Linked DNA regions of Mus musculus: regions 1 and 2 are each linked to region 3. The links are chromatin contacts, found by Hi-C or POLR2A ChIA-PET in ENCODE. All regions are on one chromosome and are shown on one strand. The core of a region is the stretch at or near the end of the contact, and the rest is flanking DNA. Distances in the headings are between cores, read along the strand shown.

Evidence for each region. A loop is a pair of places that touch in the nucleus more often than their neighbours do. ChIA-PET counts read pairs that join two places held with the same protein, here RNA polymerase II (POLR2A).
Region 1: POLR2A ChIA-PET joins it to region 3 with 20 read pairs in embryonic stem cell. The contact joins the promoter of Birc5 here to the promoter of Tnrc6c in region 3. POLR2A ChIA-PET finds 5 or more read pairs at or near these places in 3 of 5 experiments (Patski and embryonic stem cell).
Region 2: a loop to region 3 is called in a map of heart, with 2.5 times the contacts of the local background. The contact joins the promoter of Syngr2 here to the promoter of Tnrc6c in region 3. A Hi-C loop is called at or near these places in 1 of 37 maps with a recorded cell type or tissue (heart). POLR2A ChIA-PET finds 5 or more read pairs at or near these places in 3 of 5 experiments (Patski and embryonic stem cell).

Annotation. Positions count from the first base shown.
Region 1 is chr11:117,847,803-117,850,502 of GRCm38, reverse strand. It overlaps Birc5 (baculoviral IAP repeat-containing 5), which reads right to left and starts at 1,266. Exons shown (of 4, transcript NM_009689.2): 1 at 1,042-1,266; 2 at 640-749. The coding sequence starts at 1,152.
Region 2 is chr11:117,808,322-117,811,021 of GRCm38, reverse strand. It overlaps Syngr2 (synaptogyrin 2), which reads right to left and starts at 1,355. Exons shown (of 4, transcript NM_009304.2): 1 at 1,219-1,355. The coding sequence starts at 1,317.
Region 3 is chr11:117,652,893-117,655,592 of GRCm38, reverse strand. It overlaps Tnrc6c (trinucleotide repeat containing 6C), which reads right to left and starts at 1,304. Exons shown (of 22, transcript NM_198022.2): 1 at 907-1,304.

The sequences.
Region 1 (2,700 bases), core at 17-2,516, 190 kb before region 3:
CAGGTCTGCTTTGATATGTAGAATAAGCACCTCAGTTCCTACTCCTGGGGTCTGAAACCAAACAGGGGCCACTGAAATGGCCCAGGTGAGGATGCTTGCTGCCAAACCTGCTCACCTGAGCTCAATTCCAGGGACCAACACAATAAGAGAGAAGTTATCCCCCCAAGCTGTCTTGACACCAACATCCACCATGACACCCACATCCAAACATACACAAATAGAAATATAAATTAAGTAATAATAACATATTTAAAAATTTGGTTGGGCAGTGGTGCTGCACGCCTTTAATCCCAGCACTTGGGAGGCAGAGGCAGGCGGATTTCTGAGTTCGAGGCCAGCCTGGTCTACAGAGTGAGTTCCAGGACAGCCAAGGCTGCACAGACAAACCCTGTTTTAAAACAAAAACAAAACACAACAAAAAAACCTCAGGCAAAACCATGCATGTTGGCAACACTCAGGAAACCAAGGCAGAAATTGAGAATTCAAGACTAGTCTGAGCTGTATAACTGGAACACTTGAGCAAGAAGCATGCTCTTCTACTAAATACAAATGGTTTGTCCCAACTCCAGTTCAACCCAAAAGGCTCTCAATGGAAGGGGAACACCAGGAAACCCACCGAGAGTAGCCTGTGGGACTTACATCGGGTTGTCATCGGGTTCCCAGCCTTCCAATTCCTTAAAGCAGAAAAAACACTGGGCCAAATCAGGCTCGTTCTCGGTAGGGCAGTGGATGAAGCCAGCCTCCGCCATCTGAAAATGACAGCTCGTGAGCGGGATCAACAGTCTGACCTTATCCCATGATTCCCAGAGATCGTTCCGGGCCGAGAACTGAGGACAGTGGGAAGAGGCCCGGAGGCTAACAGTGGTTCAGGCAGAGGGTGGGGAGAGCGGGGGGGGGGGGTGGCCTCGTGGAGGACAGAGCAGAGCAAAGCAGCCTGGCTAACAGTACGAAGCGAGGGTGGGGATAGCGGGTTCTGATCCCGGGTCACACAACTAAGGCACCGTCGGGCCCAGGGTGGAGTCGCTGGAAGCTGGGACTCACTCGCTCTGGGGTGCAGGCGCAGTCCTCCAGGAAGGGCCAGTTCTTGAAGGTGGCGATGCGGTAGTTCTTGAGGTACAGCTGCCAGATCTGGGGCAGCGCCGGAGCTCCCATGATGGCGTCACCACAACCTCCGCCAAGACGACTCAAACGCAGGATTCAAATCGCGCGGGCGGAGGCGCGCCGCAGAGCATGCCGGGAGAGCCCCGGCCCCACGCCCTCGCCCGCTGCCTTCTGGGAGTGGACGGCGCGAGGCGAGCCGGGAAAGTCCCGCCCCACGCCCATCTGCGCCTGGCCTTGTGGGCGTGGCGGGCGCAGGGCATGCTGGGAGTTGTACCTTCTGCTGCGGTTCCTTCTTGCTATTCTGACTCGAATCTTCCGCAGCTGCTCCCCAGAGGACACGGAGGGTGGCCGAGGGCGGTGGACGGGCCTGGGGCACCTCTTTAAAGCATGTCCGCTGCAAGTCCCATGTGCTCTGCAGGTTCTTCCTGCCTCAAGGTTTGCAGGATTTGGCCAGCTAGATATCGGAATGGAAGTGCCTCGGACCCACCCACAGGCTGGTGGAGGGGCGCCCTTAGGAAGACAGGAGACCCTCCTCCCTGCAGCAGCCGCCATCCTTCCTATAGACACCCTGGGATGGAGGCGGGGTCTGTATGTCCCAGCGCTGGAAAAGAAAGTCAATGGGTGTCTATTTCTGAGACCATCGGCCTGGCTCAGACCAAAGGGAAGCAGCCATACACCGCAAGAGAGTCCAGGAGCAGAAGAAAAATACTGCTTCCTGGGTGTGACTGTTGGCTGCTGAGCCTGCCTTGCTGCGGGCCCGTTTTCAGTGTCTCTGTTCCTGTCGGGCGGCCTGTGGTTGCAGTGGCTTCTAAAGAGCTTCACACTGCAGACAGCAGGCTGGGCATGCCCCGAACACAGCCCAGGTTGGCGTTGCAAACGAGTGCCCTGATAATTCGGTTTCCTTTTCAATAAATCTCAGTAGGCTTCCTGCCAGTGGGCCTCCAATGAGCTCCAGGCCACCTCACAGATTGTGAGGAAGAACAGATCATACCACATAGGCAGCTGGAACAAGAGGGGTTTTGTCACGTCCCGAAGAAACATGGATCAAGTATCAATTCCTGTGGCTCCCCCCAGCTCTTCTCACCCTGCCCCTATCCTAAACCTCACCAGTCCAGCGTTTGAGCTTCTCTTCCCTGTATAGACCAGCCATTTCTACAGCTTGCTCCCTTGGTCTGAAACTTTCCACTTCTCTCTTGGTCCTCTTCCCTCTCTCATCTCTTCCTCTCCTCTCTCATGGCCCGGTTCAGATAGGACTCTTCCCTGTAGTGAGAATTTGAGTTTCTCTAAAAGCCCAGTTATGTTTTATGAATGTGTTTTTGTTTTAATCCCAGGTGTGGAGTAAGAGGTGGCTTCCCAGCAAATAATTAGGGTTTGCCTTGCGCAAGGGTGTGATTTTTGCCAACTTCAGGAGAGCGTTTATTGTTTGGAATTCTGGGAAGTCTTTAGAGGGTATAAATGCCTTGAGCCCTGAGAGAGACAGGGGTGCTCTGAAGAGGCTGCTCCTCCCCCTGCTGTTCCCCGTGCTCCCACTGCTTGCTGCTGCTCCTGCTCCCCGACCCTGCTGCTGCTCCACCTGCTGCTCCTGGTTACTGTTGTTGC
Region 2 (2,700 bases), core at 106-2,605, 160 kb before region 3:
AAAGCAAGAGACTCCCCAGTCAGCCAGCCTTCTCCCTACAAGGACTTCCGGCTTCTTTGGCACGTCGGCCCCTCCCCTCCAGAGAACTACTAGTCTCCACCCCCACAACGGTTCCCCTCAGAGCAAGGTTCTTGGGGTGGTCAGATCCACAGCCAGACTCAGATCCCGCAGGAGCCAGGACAGAGGTGGGAAAGTCACCAGCAGAGACTGGCCAAAGTTTGGAAAGCAGCTCCTTTGGAATCGTCCTAGTCATTTCGCTTCCTCCCCACACCCTAAGGCCACCGCCAAGCCCACGTCAAGGCGGCAGATGCAACTGAGTCTGTGGGCACCTGGCTGCCTCCAGACTTGCAGGACCAGAGCGATCCTGCGGGGACGCTCTCAATAGGATTGTGGAACTGGCAGTCACAAGCCCCGCCCCCAGCTGTGGATGAAGCCGGAACTCCAGGACTGGGCGCGGAGTATGGGTCAGGGCTCCTGGCACTGCCATCCTGACTGACAGGGTACAACCCAGGACGGAGTCACTAGATTCCACCGCTAGGCTGGGAGATTCCGGGGAGCCAGGGCACCTCCAAGGCTCCAGGCCCAGACCCCCTGGGCGCAGTGGGGCCACCCTCAATCTGGCAGCTAAAGTCTCAGTTTTCAGTGTTTTCATCCCAAGGTATGGAAAGCTGCCCCCGCACGCCTGGTACAAGGGGGCTCGCCCCGCTTCTGGGAAGGGAGTGCATTTGGTGGGAAAGCAGACCTGTTGCTAGCCTCTGAGAGGGAAGGAAACTCTCCTTCAGAGTGCCAGGCCAATCCCCCTCCTCGCACCCCACGTGGCTGCAGAAAGTCCCTTCCAGGTGAATTCCCTAGGCTGGGAGCCGCGGCGTGCCGGCCACCTGCTGTGCCGTGCCCCTCTCCGGTCCCTCCCAATGCCAACAAGGCGACAGGCCTGCCTCCCCGGAGAACTTCGGGGACGTCCCGCACCAGAGCGGCCTGGACCAGTGGTCCAGGGTGCGGCGGGGCCCGGCCCGGAGTTGGGGAGACAAGGTCCGGAGTGGAACAGGCGACAAAACCCACGGGCTGGAGGGGACAGAGACGCGGAGGGGCACGGGGCCCCGCGCTCTCCGAAAGGCCCAGGACGCGCAGCCGCCGCCACCTGTCGCGCTCTGCGGCCCGCGGCCCCACGGGCCCTGGTAGCCAGGACGCCCGGCTCCGGGTCCTCGCTGGTGGACTCACCATGCTCACGAGGCGCGTCACCACCTGAGGCTGAGACAGGAAGCGCCGCAGGTCGAAGGAGCCGCCCGCGTTGGCCGCGCCATAGGCCCCGCTCTCCATGTCGCTTTCGCCACCGAGCCGCGGATGGCCGGGAACTAGCCGGATTGCCCCGCCCCGCCCACGGGGGCGGGTCCGGCCGCCGACAGGGCGGGGCCAACCGCCGGGAAGTAGCCCCTCCAAACTCGTGGAAGTTGGCAGCAAAACTTGGAGCTCGCAGGAGGCGCCAGGGTGCGGAAGGGGGAGGAAAAGCTCACCCCTGGGAAATATGTCCTACTGAGTTCATCCAGAAAGGATCAAAGAGTCCCCAAGAAGAGACATCCTAGGCGGCTCCCACTTTACTCTTACTTACACAGTGCCCTGGTGAAGGTCCTCTCCCATAAGCCCTCCAGACACCCAAATCCCACCAATCCAGAATCCAGGCTCGTAAATACCTGGATGTCACTTCACCATTCTGCTCCAGACCAAAGGACTGGGGCATAAGCTCTTGCCTAGCACATCAGAGGCCCCCAGTTCCAACCTCTGGACTACTGTAGTAATTAATAACTATGGCCCCCACAGTTCTGGCTACTCTTTGCTCTGGAGCTAAGCCTGAAAGCCAAAGGGCTCTGAAGGGCAGATTTCTAGACATCGTGATCACATGCTGCAAAGTACCTGGTGGCTGTTGTCTCAGGAAGAGAAAGAGGGCAGGAGAATAAGGAGTTCAAGACAACCCTGAGCTATCTGAGATCTAGTCTCAAGTACACACATACTGAGGATTGTAATTTTAAAAATTAAAACAAATGAGATCACTAGGTCATAGACTCCAGCTCCCCCTGTCCCCCAATAACATTTAGAAAGGGAACCTGATGCTTAATCGGAAGGGGTCGTGTGTCAACCCAGGGCTTCACCTTGGCCGCCAAGAGGCCTCCAGATATCCTTCTGTTGACAACACAAATTTGTTCCCAAGGAGACCATGGCTGTTGAGGGGTGTAGAGGGCTGAGAAGTGACACAGAATGGAGTCATGACAAGATGGCTTTACCACAGTCACTTCAATGGATAATGAATAATGAGACAGACTCACCTCAGTAATGAGGGGGGCTGGACAATAAGGAAACTGAGGCAGAAGCCTGCCCCACCAGAAGGGTCACCACTCGGGAGAAGACAGGAGTAGGCACAAGAGAGACTGGGCCTTCTAACAGTCTATCTGCGTCTATTTGCACCCTCCCCACACTAACAGAGCCTGTGACAAGCCGCTGGTAGGTGAGCCCAGGGCTACCTCCTAAAATCTGTTCATACACGCCATGAGTGTTTGATGAAGGAGAACTGGCTGTCAGGACTTTCCTACAAAGCCTCCCTTTCTCTCTCTCTCTCTCTCTCTCTCTCTTTCTCTCTCTCTCTCTCTCTCTCTCTCTCTCTCTCTCTCTCTCTCTCTCTCTCTCTTTCCTACACAGAGAAACTCTATC
Region 3 (2,700 bases), core at 55-2,554:
GGAGCGGGTATCATCCACCACTGCATTAGTTTTAAGAGAACGAGAGAGCGAGCGCGGGGGTTGGGGGGAACGGCTAAGTGTCCGACCCCTGGGTCCCCATCCCGATGTCGCACGCCCGGCCAGGAGCTCGCAGTCCGTGCCTCTCCTCCGCCCGTCAACCCCGGCCGGCGCCGCACGCGGGTAGCTCGGGGCCGCCGCGCTCCGGCTCGGCCGAACAAAGGGCCCGAAGACCTCCGGGCGCTGCGGCGGTGGCGCTCTCACCTGGGCTCCGTCCCCGGCGGCGGCTCCGCGGGGCTCCGGCGGCGCGGGCCTGGCGGTGGAGAGGTCGCTCTCGGCCGCCCGGGGCCCTCGGGGGCGCTCCGGCGGCGGGGGCCCGCTCAGTGCCGGCGCCGCAGGATCGAGTCCGGGCGCGGGCGGCGGGTGGGCGGCGGCACGTCCCGGCAGGTCCAGGTCCAGTGCCCGCGACGCCGCGACGCGCCCTGCTCCTAAGTCTCGGCGGGCCGCGGCTCGGACGCAGCCCGGGTCTGAGGCGGGGACGGCGATGGGCGGCTGGGCGCGGGGCCGCTCCGCTCCCTCCGCCTCAGGCTCCGGCTCGAGCGGGCCCGCGGCGGCGGCGGCGGGAGCGCGACGGCGCGAGGACCGCCTGTCACGGGGGCGGCCGGGGTGACCCGGCGGCTCTCAGGGCTGCACGGCGACGCGGACGGCGACGGCGGCTGCGGCTCCCGGGGCCGTCGCGCTGAGGTGCGGAGCTGCCACCGCGGCCATCTTGTTGCTCTAACTGACAAGAACCCCCCTCCCCCCGCTCCAGCCAGACGCGGCGCTCGCGCCCCCGGCCCCGCCCCGCGTGGGCCTCCAACAGGAAGTCGTACCGGCCCCCGGCACGTGACTCCCACCGCATCTGCATACCGGAGGGCGGAATGGCCAATCAGCGCCCTGATCCTGAGCTCCGCCTCCAGGCAGTGCTCCCGATCCCATTGGTTCGTCACGAAAAGACCACGCCTCCTCCTTCTCCCCTAATACCCGCCCGCGCTGTGGTCGTCCAGACCGCGCGTGGAGCGCGCGGGGGTGCGAGCTGCGCGTTCTTCACGCGCCTCGGACGCGCGCCTTTCCTCGGAGCTGACGCTCCTTCCCGGTCAATGCGGAGAGCCGTGCGGAATTCTCCCGTGGCCGCTTGCCTTCACGCTTTTGGGCACTGTGACTCCGCGTTAGCTTGCGCACCAAAGGGCCGCAGATTCAGTTCTGCGTAGCCGCCTCCGTTCTCCGGTTCTGCGCCCCGCCGTATCCCGGGTTTGCGCAGCGTTTTCGCCCGGCGGCGCTGGCCCTCTGCGCAGCGGCGCCCTGAACCTGGCGCACGCACTGGCGCGCCTCCGGCCCGTGCCGTGCACACGCCCTGTACCTCCCTACGGTGCACACTCGTACGTGCGCGGGACGCGGCCTAGAAGCTCGCTGCGCGCTCCTCGCGGCATCCTCTTGGCCCCCTCCTTCGCTCAGAGGCTCCCCGGGGATTGCTCTGACGCGAGCCAAACAATCCCGGCTGCAAAGCAGCCCCCTGGGGAGGCCTGCTTTCCCCGCAGCTACTCCACCCTACAGCGAACGCAACCTGCCCACCCCAAGCCCTGGGCTGAGACTACACACCCCGCATTTTCTTCCTGGCTCTGGGAAGCCCGCGGTGGTCCTCCATTCTTTGGCTCCTCCTTGGTATACATATACGTAATAATCTGGTGGGTAAGGTCCGAAGCACTGTGCGCTCCGTAGAGTCCCTTTCAAGTTTCTGTTCAAGCCACGGGAAGATTTTGAAAGCTCATATTTTTCTCCACAGAGGGTGATGGAAGGAGCCTAATTCCTCTCCACCACCACTCCCGACCCTGATGTTCTGGTAGATCCGCGATGCTTCTGAAAGTTGTCAGTGCTGTAAGAGGCCATTCCCTGTCTATGTGTTCCCGTCTGGAAGAAGAGACAACGCTCTAGTAGTACCTTCGAGATGCAGTTTTGCTGCCGCCAGTGTCATGTTTTGAAATGTTTGTGGAGAAAAGGGACACAACAGACTTGCTGCTCTCGTTTCCCTTCAGGGTCCCGTGAGCTCTGTACACTCCTTTCTTTCTATTATATTTTAAGCCTTCTGGTCGTCAGATTTACTTACTCTCCGAAGTCGGCTTCAAACGTCTGTTGTGTATTTTTCATCCTGCAAACCCATATCCCCTAGAAAGATCTGATGGCAGATGTGGCTCTCACAGAGACTTCTGCCTTTTCTATTCAGCATTTTATTGACTTCAGTTTAATTCTTGACTGCTGAGAACCTGTATCTTTTGTGTCTCAAAAGTCCAGATATTATCACATGATCCAGGAAGGAGCACAAATAGCATCCTGCAGTTACACAGCATGCACTAGGTAGATTGCTAAATCCATGAGGAGCCCAGAGTCTGGGTGCAAACAACACTGTAAAACTTCAGTTATTGGAATATTGAACCAAAATGACGTCATTTAGCATTTGTCCTTGCCATTCATTGACTTTGTGACCATGACCTCTCCTCTCTTCCAGCTTTCTTTGTGATCGTCCCCTCCCCTCGAGCTTACTTAGCCTGGCACAATAAGGATCTCTTCCTACCTTAGATATCCTAACACCACTAGAAAAGGTGGGCTATATCTTTTGGAATGAAAATTAGACTCATAGTTTGGAATATGGACTTGTGGTGGTAGAAA